Regions from separate parts of the Homo sapiens genome. Here region 1 is linked to region 2. Evidence: chromatin loops called from intact Hi-C (ENCODE). Cell type or tissue: left lung. All regions are shown on one strand. Each heading gives the region's core, and the rest is flanking DNA. Links, peaks and the distances in the headings are about the cores only. Region 1 overlaps RXRA (retinoid X receptor alpha). Region 2 overlaps RXRA (retinoid X receptor alpha).

Evidence for each region. Hi-C counts contacts between places; a loop is a spot of excess contacts. Peaks named below come from ENCODE experiments on the same cell type or tissue, not always from the same donor. Only the 100,000 strongest peaks of a DNase experiment are listed, where the experiment ranks them.
Region 1: a loop joins it to region 2, with 5 times the contacts of the local background. A loop is called at or near these places in 32 of 110 quality-filtered maps.

What each region holds. Positions count from the first base shown.
Region 1 is chr9:134,396,410-134,401,762 of GRCh38, forward strand. It overlaps RXRA (retinoid X receptor alpha), which reads left to right. Exons shown (of 10, transcript NM_002957.6): 2 at 5,223-5,353. Among named protein-coding and RNA genes, the nearest start is that of MIR4669, 20 kb to the left of the region's middle. RefSeq lists enhancers at 1-126, 504-1,412, 4,620-5,121, 5,122-5,353. In left lung, for the core only: CTCF peaks have their summits at 572 (motif pointing right) and 3,228 (motif pointing right); no DNase peak of the experiment used is centred there; H3K4me3 peaks cover 494 bases; H3K27ac peaks cover 3,589 bases.
Region 2 is chr9:134,331,415-134,336,767 of GRCh38, forward strand. The region is part of intron 1 of RXRA (retinoid X receptor alpha); the gene reads left to right. Among named protein-coding and RNA genes, the nearest start is that of RXRA, 7.6 kb to the left of the region's middle. RefSeq lists enhancers at 1,856-2,522, 2,523-3,189. In left lung, for the core only: no CTCF peak of the experiment used is centred there; DNase peaks (open chromatin) are centred at 437, 1,017, 1,617 and 2,147; H3K27ac peaks cover 453 bases.

The DNA.
Region 1 (5,353 bases), core at 275-5,274, 65 kb after region 2:
GAGGCCAGGGGAAGCAGTACTTCCGGAGGTGGGGGCTGGAGGTGGGTGATCCAGGAAGCTCTGAGGGCCTGCTAGCTGCTTGCAACGGGGTTTCAGTTCCGGGCGGGGGGGTCCCCAGGCAGGTGGCATAGGGTTGCAGGGACGTTGCAGGGACCGGGAGCAGGCAGGCTCAGGACCAGCTCTCATCTGGGTGCTGGTTTACCCAGTGGGCTTCCTCATCGCAGGCCGAGCTCCTCCCTCCTCCCGGGCACCCTGCCTTTCCTTTGCACCATCCTGGATTCCCCACCGTGGAGCCCACGGGACCCTACCCCAAGCTCCCCCATTTAGAACGCCGTCCTTCCCTCCGCTGGGCTTCCTGGGGCGCCAGATTGGATGGTCCGGGTGTCCTCTGTTTTTCATCTAGACAGGTGACCTGATCACTCGGCCCCAGCCTGTGGCCTGCTCAGACCCTGCCGCGATTGGCCCTGCAGATTCCAAAGGGATGTGGGGATTTTGAGTTCCCCTCTCCAAGGGCCGGAGGTTCCCTGGCTGCCCAGGAGGGGGCTGGAGTCCTGAGGGCTCACCCCCGCCCCCACCACAGTCAGACTGGCATTTCCTGCCACCTTCTCTGCCTCCCCCGCCTGCCAGGCAGAGGCCGGAAGGGAGTTGGTGGGGGTTCCCCAGGCTTCCTGCTCTGGGGTCCAGGGAGCAGAAGCATCCTGGCACTGGTGAGCGTTCTGGAGGGAACTGTGCAGCTCAGGAACTTTGGTCAACAGGGTGTCCCTTCCCTCTTCCAGCAGACCCTCTGGGGTGTGAGTGTCCCTGGGGTCCTGAGTGGTGCCTGCATACACCTGGGGTGGCAATTCACCGTCTCGCGGAGCAGCCTGTGCCGTCACTGGGCAGCAGTCAGGACAAGAACATTCCTTACTTCAATGTTACTAAACCTGCCGCTTAGCCCCCGACACTCAGGATCTGCCATCTGGGGGCCCAGGGAGCTGCTCTGTGCCTGCCCTGGGTGCTGGCATTCCGGGGCATTCATCTCTGGTACAAGGCTTTTGCTCCCGGCCTCCAGGTATCTGCACTTTAGAGTCAGTTTTGTGCCAAGGGAGTGATCACTCCACCACTTCTTCTGTGCAGTCTTCCTGGATAGAAATCTAGTAGCTGTGAGAGGCGCCTTGGGGCTACTGGGCACTGCCCCTGCCGGGATCAGGGCCTGCTTTCTGCTCTTCCGTTTAGCCCTGGAGGTCCCTGAGTTCTTCCTGAGCTCCTCCTCGCCTGGGGTTCGGAGTCACACTGATTGCCTGTGGTCCCTAAGTGGGCACGGTGGGTGTAAGGGGTGTGAGGGTCTGGGATTGTGGGGCCCTGTATGGCTCAGGTTCTGAGGTTCCCAGATCCCGCCATTCAGTTTTGCCACTCAGGCCCCTCTGCCGCTCCCTTGTGTGGGGAGGGCTGTGTGTCTGCTGGCTCCCGGGTTGGGTCTGAGTGTCTGAGGCTGTCCCTGTGGTTTGGGGGTGAACCTGGAGGGCCACGGAAGTCAGTGAAGACCAGCTGGTAACAAGTGCCCCTGCAAGTCCAAAGTAGGATTTTTTTATTTTTTATTTTTTTTTTGAGGCAGAGTTTCGCTTTTGTCACCCAGGCTGGAGTGCGATGGCGCGATCTCTGCTTACTGCAACCTCCGCCTCCCAGGTTCAAGCGATTCTCCTGTCTCAGCCTCCCAAGTAGCTGGAATTACAGGCGTGCACCACCATGCCCAGCTAATTTTTGTATTTTTGGTAGAGATGGGGTTTTGCCATGTTGGCCAGGCTGGTCTTGAATTCCTGACCTCAGGTGATCCACCCACCTCAGCCTCCCAAAGTTGTGGGATTACAGGTGTGAGCCACCCTGCCCGGCCCCAAAGTAGGATGTTTTAAGAATAACGCCTATGGTAGCCACCACTTAATCAGGGGTGGGGACGGATAAATGACCTGGAAGAGACAGAGCCCACACACGGGGCCCTTTGCTGTGAGTAGAGGATGTCGAGGCATTTTTTGCCTCTTCTTTTTTAATGTCCTCTTCCTGGCCAAAAAGCATCTCTCTCTAGAGGATTCCAGAAAACACACCCAGCCTATTGTCACCCAGGCTCTGGGAAGGTGTCTGCTATGGACGGAGTCTGTGTAAACAGGAAGGGCTGGGAGCAGGGCCCAGGGGCAGCTGGCTTAAATAATTCAGCTCCTGAGGTGCCCTGGAAGGCTGTCCCAGAAACCCTCCAGTCCCCTCCTCCAACTCAGTGTCCCCCTGACTCCCCAGTCTTCCCAGATTACATCTGGAGCAGGGGGTGGGTGGAGAAGCTGAAAGAATCCAGGAGTGTCTTCTCCCATGGCCTTAAAATTCCCATCTTCTTCCCAGAGGCCAGGAAGAAAGGTGGGCGGCCTTCCCAGGGGTGCCTAGGGCCTCAGATCAGGCCATTCCAAGGCCCGGCTTCTGAATGCAGTGCTGAGGTTTGGGCTCCCTGCATGGCCCGGCCTCCTCCCAGGTGCTCCCAGGGCTACCTGGTGGAGATGGCTGCAAAGCCAATTTGTGCACAGTCATGCTTTCTTGTCCCTTCTGCCTTGAAGTCAGCACAGTGTTTCCCTGGATTGGCTTGGATAAGGAGGGCCCAGCCCTGGTCCAGGCTCAGTCTGTGTGGATTTGGGGCTGAGCAGAACTTGCTGCTGAGTACGCGTGCCTGTCTGCATTTCACAGATGAGGAAACTGAGGCTTGGTAAAGGAAGAAGCTGGCTCAGGTTTCCTCCGGCAGGGGTCAGCTGAAGGTGGGTGAGGTGGGGCTGTGATGAGGCAGCCATGTGGCATTCCCAGGGTCCCCGCAGTGCCCTGGTGGGCATGGTTGCCTGGCCTAGGGGCAGCTGCAGGTTTCTGGGAGTGTGCCTTTGGGGCAGTTCTCATCACACACCTTCTCTATGCCTCAGTTTCCCTGTCTGTCACAGGCTGGTGGTGGTAGCTTCTCCAAGAGTTGCAGGAATCAGTAACATCAGGTTATGCAGGTATTTCATAGACTCGTGAGCAGCCTGATTTTGTGTTTGTCTGTCTTGGACACACTCTTTTGCCTGCTTTGTCTTGTCAGCTCCTAGCTGTTCTCTCCCTGGCCTTCTGCACCTGGGGATTCTGGATGTGGAGACCTCTGGGCTGCATGTGTTTGATATCTACATGTGGGTCCTGCCTGTCCTCCTCCCAGGAGTTGAATGACCAATAGGGCTGGTTTGCAGTACCTGTCTTAGCCAGTAGGTGCCACCAACATCTGGTTCTGGAATTCCTTAAGTCTGCATTTTTAGTTCAATGAAATGGCTTATTCCCAATATTGTGAATGATGAAGGTTTCCAGTGGGTCAGACAAGGCTCATTTGCTGGTGGGGTCTGTACCCCGACTGCGATGGGGCACTAGTGGCAGCCAGGCCCCTGCAGTGCTGGCTGAATCTGAGCAGTGCTGGCTGAATCAGGGCAGTGCTGGCTTCCAGGCCTCCTTTCTGCACCTTCCTCCCTGGGAGAGGAAGCAAGAGGGGGTGTGTGGAGCAGGCCTGAGGCTGCTGGACAAGAATGGGCAAATGCTCCTGAGCAGAGGTGGGCACAGGGTGGCAGAACCTCTGTGTTCCTGCTGCCTCTGAGCTGGCCTTGGCCAGGTGCTGGGGGCAGCAGAGCTGTGTGAGGTAAGAAGAGTGCTGGCTTTGGATGGGGTCAGGAGTGGCCCGAGTTTCCACGCTGCCGAGTGGTGGTGGCATCCTAAAGCTCATGCCATGTCTTCCTGAGATGCAGGGTGCACAGGAGGCAGATGCCCATGAGAGGCCTGGCCCAGGGCTTCCTCCCGCTCTAGCCTGGCACCCAGCGAGTGAGCCAGTGCCCTGGACACAGCTGCTCTGAGGCTTGGGGAGGTGAAGTCTTCCTGGGGCTGGGGAGGGGTGGAGCCAGGGGTGTCCCCTGACCTGGGGCATGTGGGCTCAGTCATAGCCACTCTATGTGTTCATGGTCCTGCTCGACTCCCCAGAAGTGCCTGTGATTGCCACAGGTCAAGGCACGGAGGGCCTGAGAGCCATTCTGCAGATGGGAAGGCTGAGGCCCAGAGAGGGAGAGTGGCTTGCCCCGTGTGCCCAGCCCGTCGGAGATAGGGTGGGGGCAGGCAGGCAGTGCCTCCAGCTCCCGGCACTTGCTGCCGTCTGTGCTGCCTTGGGTGGGCTCCGACATTTCCCAGTGGTCTGCTCAGGCCCATGGGCAGTGGATTCGCCACCTGGGAGCCTCCCTTCTGCAGTGCCAGCCTCCAGGGTGCGGGGCAGGGGGGCACCTCCTGAAGTGTGGTTGGGGCTTTGAAATCTCTGATTTCAAAGGCGGGAGTGTGGGAGGTCCCAGCCTCTCCTGCGGCCCTATGGGCTGCCCTCTTGTTCCTGGCACACACCAAGGCCTTGCACAAAGCCACCCAGCAGCGTCCAGCCCACCGCCCACGTGAGAGGTGCCCCATTCCACCCATCTGGTCCCCTCAAACAGACCTCAGAGCATGGAGCTAGGGGCCTGAGCGTCCGGTGCCCGGGCGACCACTGCTGTGGCACCTGAGCAGGTCCAGGCAGTGTGGCCTGCTGGTTAGGGCCACAGACATGGGAGTGGGTCAGCAGGCGCCGCCAGTCCTGGCTTGGCCACAGGTGGCTCTGAGTACTCAGGGCCTGGCTTCCCGCATCTGTAAAATGGGAGAATCATGGTGCTCACTGCTGACCTCCCAAATCCACGAATTTACCCACGCTCAGAACTGACCAGGTCCTGGTACACGGCAGGTGCTCGGCGACATCAGCCTTTCTGCCTTTCATGATTATTCCCAGACCTTCACCTTGAGTCCCTGTGGAGATGGGCAGAGGGGCTGACTAGTCCCGGCCACCAGCCACTCCTCCCACTGCTTTCCCAGGTGGACGGGCCTGGAGTGCTGAGGGTTGGAGCGACCCAGGCGGGCATCCTGGGGCTCATTCACAGCGGGTTCTTCCTGCGTCTGCCGCAGGCCCAGCCTAAAGCCGGGGTCAGGCGCAGAACAGTACCTTGGAGGGGAGCTCTGGGCACACCTGGCCCGTAGTGAGTGTGAATTTGCGTCAGAGAGCTGTCGAGACCCACGGGGCCACCTTGAGGGTGCCGGGGTCTTCCCGCAGGTGCGTGCATCTGTAGCTGGGGGGAGCAGGCATTTGGTGGGGCCTGGAGTCACCTGCACTGACCACTCTCCTGCGGCTTCTTGTCTTGCAGATTTCTCCACCCAGGTGAACTCCTCCCTCACCTCCCCGACGGGGCGAGGCTCCATGGCTGCCCCCTCGCTGCACCCGTCCCTGGGGCCTGGCATCGGCTCCCCGGGACAGCTGCATTCTCCCATCAGCACC
Region 2 (5,353 bases), core at 221-5,220:
GTGTGTGCACGCTCACTGTTGCACACACACAGAGTCACAGGCTCTCACCTGGCGCTGTTGGCCGCTGGCCCGTGTCCTGGCGTGCCCGTGAGTGAGCCAGGCCTCATGGGGTCCCCCAAGGATCATGGTGCTCCCTGCTGGGTTTGTTGGCCTCCTTTTTTTCTAAATCTCCCCAACTTGTCCAGGACTCACCCTACCCCCACGAAGGTGCCGATGGCTGCAGCGGGTGCCTGCTGCGTGCCAGGGACTTTATTTTTGGGACCTTGTGGAGGTGTCACAGAGACAAGCCCACTTAGTGGATGGGGACACTGAACCCTGGGTGAGGTCTGTGGGCCAGCCTTTGTGTCCCGCTGTGGGGCCTGCTTTTTCTCCGGCACTTGACTGGCGGGGGCCGCCTTGAGCTCCAGCTGGGAGGACCTGTCCCCAGGGTGGGGGCTCTGCTGCCCCTGGTCCTCCTGCCTCTCAGCATCCTCAGAGGCTGCTCACCGACCAGGCTGGGTCTATGCCCCATGCTGGTTCCCAGGAGCCCCATTGCTGGTCTTGGCCCGAGTGAGTGAGGTTTTTGTTCAGTGGGGACCCTGGTGGAGGGCTGAGGTCTCACCATGCCAGCTCTGTGCCCTGGGACTGGGCATCTTGGCCTCTTGTGCTGGTTGAAGGCCCTCTAAGGAGTGGCGACCCCTTGATCCTCACTCCAGGGTTGTCCTTGGCTTGGGGTGGTGGCTAGGAGAAGTCCCCACTCCCAGGTGGAAAGCTGTAGTTGGGTGAGCAGCAGAGGCCCAGCCTGGAACTGTGGCTTGCCCACCTCCTCATGCCACCAGGGCAGCACTGTCTGCAGCAAATTCCTGAGGTACCTGGGGGAGTGGACGGAGTGAGATTGGACCCCCGGGTCCCAGGGCAGGGCAGGGTAGGGGCACAGTTCTTTCTGAGGTCCTAACCCAGCACACGCGGCCCACCCCATGCATGCAGGCGTCCGCCGCAGCCTTCCCAGGGTGACCTGGCAGAGCCTTGACAACCCTGGCTGGGGAGGCGGGGATTGCTGGTGGGCTTGTCCACACGTGGCTTAGGGAGCGCCCGCTGGGTGCTGGCCTGGTCCTGCTGCCTGTGGAGGAGGGGTGGGGGAGGGGTGCCCAGAGGTAGGGACAGCAAGGTCTGGCCTGGAGGGGGTGAAGAGGGTGAGGACGCAAGGGTGGGGTTGCAGGGCTGGAACCAGGAGGGGGTTCACGTGTGAGGTGAGGCTGGGTAGGGCCTGTGTGCCGGGCGTAGGTGCATGGGTGCCCGGAGACTGGGGGATCCCAGTGTGGTGCTCATGGCTGGAATGAGGCCACCAGTGCTGTGCAGAGGGTGGTCTGGAGGCAGCCAGGCAAGGCCTGGAAGGAGGAAGTGACTCTCTCCAGGTGGCTCACTGGTTTCAGGTGGGCCTTGGGGCCCCTGTGAATGGCCTTGCACCCTTGCCCTGGCTGGGCTCCTCAGCATGGCAGCCTGGGAAGGGGGGAGGATTCCTAGCATCTTCCTGGGGGCTTAGGCCAGGTCCCTGGGCTGGCCTGGGGGTCGTCTTTCCCGGGCACGGGTATGGGTGAGGCACCTTTTCCCTGGCCCTGGCTCCGGCCCCCCCTGCACTCCCCAGGCTCTGGATGAAGTAGGGGGCAGGCCGTCCAGGGGGAGTAGAGCAGCCGGGCCTCTTGGGGCCGGATCAGGGATGCTGAGACCATGGAGGGGACCAGACTTTGGGGCTGGGGAGTGGGACATTCAGGGGTCCTTCAGGGGATCAGAGCCTCTCAGGGTCTCTGTGTGAGAAGTTGCCACGGGGTCTGTCCTGCACAGCCCACATCTGTCTTTGATGATAGGCTTCAGCCCCAGCTCCTCTTCCAGGCACTGCCTGCTGGGGTGAGGGATGCCGGGAAGCCCTTGGTCACAGTCCTACCTCTGGGGTGACCCAGAGGCCGTGCCTGGCCTCCCCGCACCTCTGTTGGCCCTCTAAGCCATAGTAATTTCCAGCTGGGCCTCGGTTTCCCCAGCTGTACCCGGGGCCAGGGCTGGGGGTGATGGGTGTCGGCGCAGACTGCTGCCGTGCGTGCGGGGTCTGGAGCCTCTGGCGCTGAGGGGAGGGGAGAGTGAGTTGGGCCTGGGCCAGGCCGTGTGTAAATCCTCCAGCCGCCATGGATAAACCCTCGGAGTTCAAAGACAACCCCGGGTGCGGCCGCCGGCTGTAATGAGGTTACTGATTCAACAGGCTTCCTGGTGCTGCAGCCCAGAATGCAGTGAGGCTGGGAAGCCCCGGGGAGGGATCTAAGTATCCTGTAATTGACCAATTTAGCTTAAGTGTCCACACTGGCCCTGGGCAGAGGTCAGGCAGTGACAGCACAGGTGGCTGGAGTCGCTGGGGTGGGCTCCCAACAGCTGCTGTGTCCGAGCCCCTCTGAATCGGGCGCTCTCGGGCCTGGGCAGCCCTGTGCCTCTGCCGGGACTCCCGCTGCCTGCTCTTCCCTCTCCACCTGTGCAGGCTCAGCCTTCCTTCCCAGCCAGAGCCCACCTGCCATCCTTGGTGCCCAGCAGCCCCCTTGGTACAGGGCTTGGGGTGGGGCTGCAGCTTTGGACTTGGTGCCCAGAGCCTGCATTCAGCTCCCGCTGGCAAGCCTGCTGGGTCTGTGCCTGACTATTGCCCAGTTTCCTCCCGCCTGAGGGCCGTGGAGTGATCCCACGCCTGTGTTAGGTGTTGAGGCCGCTGCTGGTGGAGGTGCCTGGCGGATGGGAGCTCTCCACGTGCCAGCCACCCATCCAGCCTCTTTTTTCCCAGGCTTCCTGAGGGCAGGGCCCTTCTGAGGCGAGGGCATCCTTGCAGCACCCAGTACAGGTATGCAGGAAGGACTCGCTTGACTTAGAGAGTGGGATCAGAAGCACCTCTCCTGCCTGTCAGCAGTGGCTTCAGTGCCTGTGCTTGGGGAGGATGTATCTGGTACCTTGGAGAGAGGCTGGCAGGCCGCATCCAGCTCCTGGTTTCCTGTCAACCCAGGCCTGGTGTGCAGAGGGCCACCAAGGTGACAGTTTGCTCCTCAGAAATAGGACTGGGCATTGGGCAGCAGTGTCATTGACTGCCGCAGTGATAGCATGGGCTGTGGCGGTGGCAGTGTGTGCTGAGCCGTCCCTCGAACTCAGCTCTCTACATGGTGGGGCTGCTCTCTGACCAGGCTGCTGTGTAGCCCTGGGCAGGTCCCTTCCCCTCTGTGGGCTTCAGTTTCCCTGGGGCCCTCTGGCTGTCAAAGCCTCTGCCTTGCCTTCTTGGCACCCTGGCTTTGTTCTGATATGCTGTTGGCCATTGGTCAGGGTGGCACCCTGGGGACCAGCTCCCTGGGAAATGGCTCTATGCCCTCCCCAGCTGAGGGGACAGGACTTGGGCTGGGGTAGGGCCTGGGTTGCTGGCGTCCAGGAAGCCGTGGGCTCTGAGCTAGCCAGGGTGGGTGTGGGTCTGGATGTGGACTGGGCATGTTGTGGTGAAGCGCTTTCGGGATGTGCAGCTTATAATGGGGAAGAGGTGGCCTGGGGGCATGGCAGAGCAGAGGCAGTAGGGGCCACAGATGAGTGGGGTCAGTCCCCATGACGGTTATCACTCAAGGCCAGGCTAGTCCTTCTCTCTTTGGGCACTGACCTTCCTTGCCTGGAACCTTCCATGGCACCCCATTGTCCCCAGGATGGAGGCCAGGCCTCCACCTAGTGTCATGTGGCTCTGTAGCCTCTCCCACCTCATTAGGCACCTCTCACTGATTTTCTCATGTCTAAAACTAACTGGTGAGGTAGGCTGCCCCATGCGATGAGTGAGCGCCCCTCTGAGTCACAGGCTGTATGGCCCTGGGCTAGCAAATTCACCTCACTAGGCCTCAGTTGTCTCACCCATAAACTGCCTGGGGGAGGTCAGGGAAGCTTCACAGAGGAGGTGATGTAGTTGGGTTTTGAGGGATGAGTAGGAGTTTGTTGGGTGGGAAGTGGGGAAGGAATCAAGGCAGAGAGAATGGATGGATTCTTTCCAGGGGGATCTGGTTCTAGCCAAGGGTATGGGGAAGGGATGCCCGTGCGGGCGTAAGTAGGGGCTTCCCTGGAGGGTTTCTGAGGGTCTGACTGTGTGACCAGGCTCCTCTGGCCTGCCCCTTGCTGGCTGGCTTCCAGGTCTGTGCTGGTGGGGACCCCTGTGAGCATGAGGCTATGGTCAGCTGGCCTGGGAATAATTAACCCTGGGAGGAGCTCAGGCTAGGGGTGGGCCTCGCTGCAGCCTGGCCGCCCCCAGCTGGCCTGATGTCCCCTCTCCTTCCTGCCCAGGTCTGGAGTGTGACTCCTACCGGCGCCCATGTGCGGTACCCCACCTCGGGGCCCTGGCTCCCAGGGTGTGTCCACTACTGGGAGGAACGGCTGGGGCCCTTCCCTACCACCTATTCCTATACCCCTTGGTCTGTCCCTGTAGTGCCCTGTGGTCCTGCCTTGGTCCCTGCCTCTCCCTGTGGGCAGCTTAGGCGCCATTTGCCCGGGAGCCCCCTGTGTGAGTGCAAGGCTATTGGATGGCTTCTCGCCCTCTCCCCACCCGGAGGGAGGAAAACAGCTCTGACCGTGAGCAGAGTCCACGGGAGGCGGTGGAGCTGCCCCTACCCCACCCCTTCATGGACTTTCTGCCCAGGATCAAGGTCGAGGTGTAGGGCAGGGAGGCGGGGCCTTCGTCAGGGGTGCCAGGTCACTCTGGGCACAGACAGTGGCAAGGCGGGCCTGGCAGGCAGCACCACCGCACCATCCCGGGCCCAGTGGAGGGGTGAGGACTGGAAGGGCAGTGGGGCCTTCCTCTTCCCTCCCCTCAGTCTCCTGGGCACAAGGTCAGAGCCATCCACCCCTCTGTCCTGTGTGACCCACCTTCTCCTGAGGCTGGGATCACAGGGGGCGTCACCCCTTAGCGGCAACGTAGAGCTGGTCTCCAGGCCCCTGCAGACAGTGGGCCTGGGCAATGGCATGCTCACAGCCCGGGTCTTCTCTGCCACATGGACTTTGTGACTTGGAGCACGTTCCTTCTTCCCTCTTCGTCTTGATTTCCTCATTTGGAAAATAGAAGGAAGGATGCCAGGCAGAGTCCACGGCTGGAAGTGTGCCGCTGTGCCCCTGTGGCCGGCCGGAGCCTTGGTGGATGTCGCTGAATGGGCCCTGCTCCTCTTCCCGTGGGGCCCTCAGACCTCAGAGTCTTTTTCAAGACAGGGCTGGCTCCAGGCACCCCCTCTCATGGCTCGGAGCTGGCTCTGGATCTTTGTGGCTGCGGAGCCCACAGTGCCAGGTGCCATATAAGCCTCATGAAGTTTGTGGCACGAATTCATGTGGTCAGCCAACT